Regions from separate parts of the Mus musculus genome. Here region 2 is linked to region 1. Evidence: chromatin loops called from intact Hi-C (ENCODE). Cell type or tissue: heart. All regions are shown on one strand. Links, peaks and the distances in the headings refer to the core of each region. The heading gives the core; the rest is flanking DNA. Region 1 holds the start of Acad10 (acyl-Coenzyme A dehydrogenase family, member 10). Region 2 overlaps Gm32422 (a long non-coding RNA gene).

Region 1 (4,383 bases), core at 222-4,221:
ATGTATGTTACCCTCTCTGAGCCACAGCTTCCTCCTCTGTAAAATGGGGATAATTTCAGTACCTATTGCAAAGGTGGGGGGGGGGGGTAACCATTGCCTAAGGTAAAGAATGTAGAGCTATCAAGTTAGTGTGTGTCACACTATTTAGGGTTACCTAACACGTGACTTGGGGGTGTGCCTCAGCAGAATGGCTTGTTCTTAGCACGATGAAGACTCTAGGTCAATCTCAGCACCATAAACTAGTGTCTGACACAGTCAGATGATCTACACTCTGTGGATGGCTTGTCCACTTTCATATATGCCCATTTTTCCCCATGAGGGGTATGATTTGGTGATATCTATGCTTTTTTTGGTGGTCACCACCAGGTGACAGTACCACTGAGGTCTATGGTTCACAGACACACATACACGCACCCCAAAAGGGTTATAGAAAGTGAAAGTTGAGCAGAAGTTGGGAAATCTTGGCATTAAAAGGCTTTAAGACATATTACATAGAAAATAGTATAAACACCTCTATATATTGTATGTTCCTGTTACAGGTACCATTTGTATCCATGGCCTCTCCCAGACCTCTTACACTATAGCATGTACACAATATTGTCCTTCCTGACATGTCATATTTTTTCTCCATATATGCACTAATCTTACCTGGCCTTTCTTCCTTTCTTTCTCCCTTTCTTTCTTTCTTTTCTCCTTCCTTTCTTTCTTTCCTTCTTTCTTTCTCTTATGTGTGTGTGTGTCCTGAACATTGTTTCGATTATATCGTGTGTATGTGTGTGTGTATTTTAGACACTGAACCCAGAGCCTATACCTAAAGCATTCTAACCCTTAAGTGCATTCCTCAGTGTGTGTGCTCACTATAGCACCTGCACAGAGGACAATCTTGAGTTAGTTCTATCCTGCCATCTTGTGAAGCACAAAGCCTTCAGCAGAAGCCTGGAAGTAACCCTGGCACTGATGAGGTGGAAAAGGCAGGAGGGTCAGAAGTTCAAGGACATCTGATTCCAATACGTAGAGAACATAGATTATCTTTTCTCCAATATATAGGGTTCTCAGTATCTTGGGCTACTCAAGACCTTGTCTCAGAACAACTCAAAACCTCAAAACAACTAAACAATGGCCAGACGGTGGTAGGGCAGGGCTGTATCCCACAACTCCAGAGGCTTAGGCAGGCAGATCTCTGAGTTCGAGGACAGCCTGGTCTACAGAGTGAGTTCTAGGACAGCTAGGCGTACTTGGAGCAACTCTGACTTGGAGAAGAAAACAACAAAAACAAACAAAAAATAAAACAAAACCAAACACATCCAAACCACAAAACCAAATTTAACCATGACCTATAGGCTTCCCAGCGTATCCCTGTCTCTTACACAGCGTTTTGTATCACACAACCGAGTGGTTATGCAATAACTAGCTCAGGATCGCACGAGTGCTGAAGCTTGTCCTGTCTGGGGCTGTTTTCTGTGTCCGCAAAAATAATCATCCCACGCAGCCCCGCAGTGCCCGGCTCTCAGTGGATTATCTGTGAAGTCATTGCGCTCCTAGCCAGCCCCTCGCCATACCTGCAGAAAGTTACAACCCTGAGGTCGAAGACCCAGGAAGCCTCAGAGTCTCTGCGGACCCATAGACTCTCGGTGAGCCCTGCGGGAAAACTAAGGAGGACAAACGTAGAGAGGGGTCAAACGCAAAATAGGAGCCAGGCGTCTTTGCGTGCTCTGCGCACGCTCCTCGGACCCTGTCCAGACGGTCAGCCAAGGGGGCAGAAGCAGCTGTCGAAAGCGCATGCGCGCCCGGGGCCTCGCCCCTTTCCGCGTGCGCGTGCGCGACCCGGCGGGTCAGAGACGGCGGCCGACAGGCGGAAGCGGAGGTTGTTGTGGCTCGGCAGGCTGCGCGCGACGGGGGCTGCCGCTGCTGAGGCGGCGGCCGCGGCTTCTGAGGCGGTGGCGGCGCTGCCGACCGCGGGCCGCTCGGCCTCTGGGCTCGGGCCGCAGCCTTCCGTCAGCCCACCGGGGCCCACGCCGAGCAGCGCCTGTCCTATGAGTGTGTCACTGGTGGTCATCCGACTGGAGCTCGCGGGTCACTCGCCGGTCCCCACCGACTTCGGCTTCAGCGCCGCCGGTGAGTCGGCGGCCTCGCGCCGGGCCGGAGGGTCGGCAGCCCTCGCTCCACCGGCCCCCGGACTTGCCGGGCGCCTCTGCTCGACGTCGCCCTCGCTGCGAGAAAGCGCGGCCCAGGGCGCGGGGGCGATGCTGTGCGCCTTTCCCAAGCTGGCAGTCAGACAGACCGGTGGGGAAAGGATTTGCCCAAAGTTAGGTGTGAGTGGCTGGAAACGCGAGTTTTAGCCCAGCCGGGGACCGAGAGGCTGACGTCTTCACCACCGGCCACAGACTTCCTTAGTGGGTCATGCAGCTTCGGCTCTTCCCGTGATCGTCACAACCTTACCTGATAGCATTGAGGATCCTGAAGTGAAGGCAGGAGGACAGGCAACCAGAAGCCAGGCAGGGTTGGGGGGGGGGGGCGGAAACCTGTCTCAAAAGACCGACGAGAAAAAGGTGTGTGTGGGAGGGCGATTGCTTGGTATCTGTCAAGAGTTTTGTCATGCCCTGAATCAGACTTGGTCTGATATGTGCCATACGGACTAAATGTCCCAAGTTGATGGAAAAGAGAAACGGACACTTAGTTTGGAGAGCTGGGCTGGCGCTCGTTCTCGGAAGGATGGCATCCTGGACACTCTGTGGGTCCATTCTTTGGAGCTGCAGTAGAAGAGTGTGTTGTGGTCTTTCTTGGTCTTTGAGACTCCAGTGACTTGATTTATTTCAAGGTTACAAGCGAAATTCCAGAGCTCAAAGTGACCCCTAGATCTGAAAGTCAGTTAAGTTGGCACTAGGCACAAACAGGTAACTTCATCCTGGCCCAGTCCTGGAGACATTTATGCAGTAAAGCCTAGGGGGAGAGTACCTACTGTGTGCTTAGATGTGTGGATCGGGTGCTGAGAACTCCTACTGTGTGCTTGGTTGTGTGGGTTGAGTGCCGTACTGGACAGGCCTGGTGCCTGCCTCAGAACTGATGTTAAGGAATTTCGGTCACATCTCCGGGTTTCTGAAATGCTGCTTATTCATTAATAAGTAGAGGGACAGAGGCAGACACTGGAAAAGAGCCTCATCCAGGGGGACACGCCATAGAGGAGCAGGAAAGCTATTGATTGATGTGCCAAGAAGTGAGAGGAATTTGTTCTGTCATTAGGTATTAATCTTTCATGTGTTCTCCAGCTGGAGAGATGTCTGATGAGGAGATCAAAAAGAAGACATTGGCTTCCGCTGTCGCCTGTCTAGAAGGGAAGTCAGCCGGGGAGAAAGCAGCCATCATCCACCAGCACCTTGGCCGTCGGGAAATGACGGATGTGATTATTGAGACCATGAAGGCCAGAGCAGGTATGCCCACAGGAAGCCTGGCCGCGCTCAAGTACTCTGAGCCCCTGGCTGGTTTTTGTTTTTTGGTTTTTGTTTGTTTGGTTTGGTTTGGTGTTTTTTGCGGTTGATGAGCAGCTGAGGCTGGGTACATTTGTTAATGAGTATGGCCTTGAAGTAATCTTGCTACGTTCACCTCCTGAGTGGTGGGATCATGTGTATGCATCCGTATGTCCAGTTTGCATCCTGCTGGGCACAGACCCAGGGCTTCATACATGTAAGGCTAGCGCTCTCCCAACTGAGGTATAGTTCCAGCATGCTTTTTCCCCCCAGCACTTGTGTTCTTTATGTGATTTGTGAAGCATATTTCATTGTCTTTTTTGAAAGGGTTATGTAAACCCTGGAGTTTGGAAACATACCCCAAGACCCTGTTTTAAGAGAGTAATACAGGAGAAACTAGATTGGTTGTCACAAAGTGGGCTCTTCCCTCTGGTGGGAATGCTTATAACTACTAACTCTGCTCCAGTGGAGCAGTTCCCGGGGAAGCCTGCTGCCCCGTCCCTGCCCTACCGGCCTACACAGCTGAGGAAGTGGATGCTTTCTGCATCTATAGCATAGGTGTGGTCACAACTGGAAGGTTCAGTTTTCAGAGAGCCCTGACTTGTCACCGAGGAGCCAGTGGTGAATGTTGCCTGCTTGTGTTGGGGTGCTGCTGGATGTGGGAGGAGCTTCTGTTGGGTTTTGAGAGTGTTAAGGGATTTATTATTATTATTAAATTTTATTTATTTACATTCCAAATATTGCCCTCCCACCCACACCCACACCCCCATTGTTAAGAGATTTTTTTACAAGGGTATGAGGAGATGTTTTTACGCAAAGAGAGCTGTACATGTTCTTGAGAGACTCCCAAACCGAACAGTTCAACAGTATGGTTTGTTGGGTTTTGTGACAGGGTCTCTTACATCTGCAGCTTTCCTGC
Region 2 (4,383 bases), core at 129-4,128, 180 kb after region 1:
GCAGGTTCTATAAATCAACAAGGTCAGGGTCAAAATATCAGCCAGGTGCACTGGACGACTGGAGGCTGAGACACTTAGCAGCGGAGACAGGAGGTGAGCCTTGGCTACCTAATGAGTTGCAAACCTGCCCGAGCTACATGAGACGCTGTCTCAAATCAAACCAACTGAACAGTACCAATGAAAGCTAACCAGAGCCAAGAGTATTAGTAAGTCAATGATCCAAGCAACAAACATTAACCAGATATGACCAGGGCCGTGGCAGGATAGGTAAAGTGCTTGGTGTGCAGGCCTAAGGACCTGACTTCGAGGCCCAACACCCATGTAAAACCCAGGCAGGGCCAGTGGGGCTTGTGGGTCAGCCAATCTAGTAGACCCATCCAACTGGTTACTGCAGTAAGATACTCTGTCTCAAAAATGTGTGTGTGTGTGTGTGTGTGTGTCCAATGTCTTTACTCCCAGCATTCAAGAGGCAGAGGCAGGTGAATCACTCTAAATTTGGGGCCAGCCTGGTCTACATAGAGGCTAGCCAGGATCTCAGAGTAAAATCCTGCCTTAAGAAAAAAGAAAAGATAAGCCGGGCGTGGTGGCGCAAAAAGCTGGGCTTGGTGGTTCACACCTTTAATCCCAGCCCTCAGGAGGCAGAGGCAGGTAGATCTCTGAATTCGAGGCCAGCCTGGTCTGCAGAGTGAGTTCCAGGACAGCCAAGGCTACACAGGCAAACCCTGTCTTGTAAAACCAAAAAAAAAAAAAAAAAAAAAAAGACATGAGAACCTACTACCTGAAGTATACCATTGGTCACAAACCCAGAGCTTTTTTTATTTGTTTGTTTTTGTTTTTCGAGACAGGGTTTCTCTGTATAGACCTGGCTGTCCTGGAACTCACTTTGTAGGCCAGGCTGGCCTCAAACTCAGAAATCTGCCTGCCTCTGCCTCCAGAGTGCTGGGATTAAAGGCGTGTGCCACCATGCCCGGCTAAACCCAGGACTTTTAACAAAAAAAAAAAAAAAAAAAAAAAAAAAAAACAAAAAAAAAACTCTCTTTACTTTTTATTTTGAGGCATGGTCTCATTGGTTTGCCCAGCTAGCCTGAGACTTGGTCAAGGAAGGCATTCAACTCAGCATCCTCCTGCCGCTGCCTTCTGAGTAGCCAAGGTAACAGCTCGTGCTATTAGAGTTGGCTTTGTTACTGGGCTTTTGAGACAAGAACTTTGCTCTGTTGCCCAGGTGGCCTCCGACTTGAGATTCTCCAGCCTCTGCCTTTCCGGTGCTAAGCATTGACAGGTGTGAGCCTCCAGACCCACCCTGTACGTATAATCTTAATGTTAATTAAAACATGCAACTCAAGCTGCCACCATGGCTCACAAGCGTAAAGACAGCACTCTGGAGGCAGAGGCAGGAGGATCACCCTGAGTCCCAGGCCAGCCAGAAGTACATAGTTGAGGCTTTGTGCTGAAAAATAAATTAAATATACAGCTGGTATGCTGGCACACTTATAATATTCCAGCAGTGGGCAGGCAGACACAGGAGGACTTCTTCAGCATGGACATTCCCACTGCTTCATGAAGAGGCCACAGGCCACCAGGCCTGAGCAGATGTGGAAGGACGCCATCTTGGGAGGGGTTAGCCAGACCTTAAGAGTTCCCACCAAAGACAGACCCAATAGCCCCCACTTTTGATTTTTGTTTTCAAAGGGTCTTGTTGTGTGGCCCATGTTGTCCTCAAGCCCATGGTAACCCTCTTGCTTCAGCACCCCAAATATTAGGATGACAGGCATGTGCCACATGCTGGATTTCCAGCTCCTTTTTAAAAATTAGCATTTATGGCCTGGTAGTGGTGGTGGCACATGCCTTTAATCCCAGCACTCAGGAGGCAGAAGCGGGCAGATCTCTGAGTTTGAGGCCAGCCTGGTCTACAAAGTGAGTTCCAGGACAGCCAGAGCTACACAGAGAAACCTGTCTCAAACAGAAGTATTTATGAAGAGAAAAAAATAGAAATTACATATGTATGAAATTTTCAAAAAAATAAATTTAAAATATTAAGAAGATCTTTATGGGGATGGAGAGATGGCTCAGTAGTTAAGAGTGCTGGCTGCTCTTGCAGAGGACCTGGGTTAGGTTCCCAGTACCCACATGGCTGCTTACAACCTGTAACTACATTTCCAGGTGATCCAACGCCCTCTTCTGGCCTCTGCAGGTACACACATGCAAATACTCAGACCCATGACATTAAAATCTTTAAAAATAAGATTTCTCTGTTTTATTTTGGGTTGGTAAGATGACTCAGCAGGTGAGGGTGCTTGGTGTCAAGTCTGGTGACCTGAGTTCCATCTCTGGGACCCACATAAGGGGAGGGACAATCGACTCTTATATGTTGTCCCCTGACCTCCACACAGGTGCCATGACCCTGACCGGAAGGAAACTCCTGATCCTCCTGCCTCAGCCTCCCCAACTGCTAGCGTTACAGGAAACATCCAGCGGCCAAGCCTGGATTCCGTTTGAGACTCCACCCTACTTCATGACCTTGAGTCGCAATTCAGGAAAACTTTATCTGAATTTCCAAGACCTTGTGACAGTGAAGGAGACTGTTGCCTATGAAACGACTGACCCCGGGTTGGGGGTGCGGGGAAGGGGGCAGTTTGTTACACAGCAATTGCTAGCTAATACAGAGCTTAAGAAGGTTCTATGGTGTTTATCTAATCTGCTCCCCATACTTGGATTCAGCAATGGCTGAAAGAGGCTCAGAGGGCAGCTTTGGCCTTGGCGTAGCTTACGCACATCTGCTGGAGCTTCTGTACTCAGAACTCCCAAGAAGGACTCCTGTGGATCTGATCTGCTGAGCTAAGGAGCCAGGCTTCATCTATCCCCGCTGCTTCCTCTCTGGGGCTAGGGTTCCCTTTTCTGTGCTCTCCGTGGCCCTTCCACGTGAAGTCTGCCACAAGTCCCTGCTCAGTACATGTATAGTCAGGTGTCATGCCGCGACTCTGTGCGCCCAGCCAAGGCCATGCCTGCTGTGAAGGAAGGGGCTGTTTGTTTATTTGCCCTACATTTATGAAGAAACAGGCCCAGAGCCAAGGTCACAGAGATACAGAGGGCCTGAAGCAGTCACTCTGCCCGGGGGCTCTCTCATCTACTGTACCCAGCGCTGGAAATAAAGGACAGCGATAGGAGAATAATTAATGATTATTAAGTGTTTGTGTTGGCTTTGAGGCTGACCTAGGCTGTCCTGGAACTCACTAAGTAGCGCAGGATGGCTGTGAACTTGAAGCCTTCTGCCTGAGTGCTGGGTTTATATGTGTGGGCCACCTCGCGTGGGTCCTGCAGAAACAATTTGGAGGGTTTTCCACGGGCTCACAACTTGCTTGGCCAACAGTATGCAGGGGAAGGGGGCTGCTCTATTCCACTTGATGGAGGAAGAAACTGAGGCACAGAGACGCAGGAACCCTCGCCAAGACCGCAAAGCGGTGGACTGGCCAACAGGAACCTGCACCCACTGCCCATGCCCCACCCCCGTGGGTCCTGGTCTTGGCTTCAGCCCAGTCCTGGGCAGCACCCGGCGCAGGGAAGTGCAGCCGCCCTCTCTTCCGCCGGCCCTGGGAATCTGGTTTCTGGGGAAGTGACTCAGTGCCCCGAGGCCCCTCGAGGCTCGTCCACTTCCAATCCCGGTAATTAAAGGACCCTAATTGCTCCGCAGCTCGGAGACTCCGGTCCTCTCCCGGATCCACGCGCGCTTCCTGGGCGGGTGCCTGACGACTGCAGCGGGCACGAGGCTCGCGCGCCCTCTGCTGGTCATGGGCGGCAGCGCAACTGCAACCTGCCGCCCTGAGAGACCCGGTCCCCTCCGGCTTCAGCGCCACCAAAGGTGGAAAACCTGGGTTTCAAGAGGGTTCTCTCCCTCAGAAGGCGCTCTTCCAAACAAACAAACAAACAAACAAACAAACAATCAATCATTTATCTGGTTCCCCATTCACCCCCCTTTCTTTGGAGGGAAGACTGAGGGGAGGAGGAAGATATTGGGGACGGGATCCCAGGGCTTGGCGCACCGGCTTGGCAACCCAGTCGGCCTCTGAGCCACGCCCCCAGCGACTTAGTATCTTCTAGCTTTCATTTCCTCATCGTAAAGCCAGGATAAGAAAGAACTCCAAGCTGGGCATGGAGGCTTACATCAATGCACTCAGGAGGCAGAGGCAGGTGGCTATCTATGTGCCAGCCAGAGCTCCCTATTACCTCAGACTCATCAAGTACTTGCCAAGCAGCCATGCCCTGGCTAAGGAACTCATCTCATTCTCCCATTGCTTCTCCCTTCCTCCTGTGTGGTCAACTCCTACGCACCCTTCAAAACCACCTGAAACGTGACCTCCGCCTAAAGACAGCCCTAGTTCCCGGGAG

The links. A loop is a pair of places that touch in the nucleus more often than their neighbours do. Peaks named below come from ENCODE experiments on the same cell type or tissue, not always from the same donor. Only the 100,000 strongest peaks of a DNase experiment are listed, where the experiment ranks them.
Region 2: it touches region 1 in a loop (2.2-fold over the local background); 1 of 42 quality-filtered maps calls a loop at or near these places.

Annotation. Positions count from the first base shown.
Region 1 is chr5:121,658,734-121,663,116 of GRCm38, forward strand. Acad10 (acyl-Coenzyme A dehydrogenase family, member 10) reads right to left here and starts at 1,777. Exons shown (of 21, transcript NM_028037.4): 1 at 1,560-1,777. Brap (BRCA1 associated protein) reads left to right here and starts at 1,830. Exons shown (of 12, transcript NM_028227.3): 1 at 1,830-2,115; 2 at 3,267-3,428. The coding sequence starts at 2,034. In heart, for the core only: no CTCF peak of the experiment used is centred there; a DNase peak (open chromatin) is centred at 1,808; H3K4me3 peaks cover 2,208 bases; H3K27ac peaks cover 1,357 bases.
Region 2 is chr5:121,839,232-121,843,614 of GRCm38, forward strand. Gm32422 (a long non-coding RNA gene) reads left to right here. Exons shown (of 2, transcript XR_387683.2): 2 at 1-29. Among named protein-coding and RNA genes, the nearest start is that of Gm32422, 3.3 kb to the left of the region's middle. In heart, for the core only: a CTCF peak has its summit at 2,171 (motif pointing left); DNase peaks (open chromatin) are centred at 2,910 and 3,610; H3K4me3 peaks cover 1,393 bases; H3K27ac peaks cover 1,128 bases; H3K27me3 peaks cover 164 bases.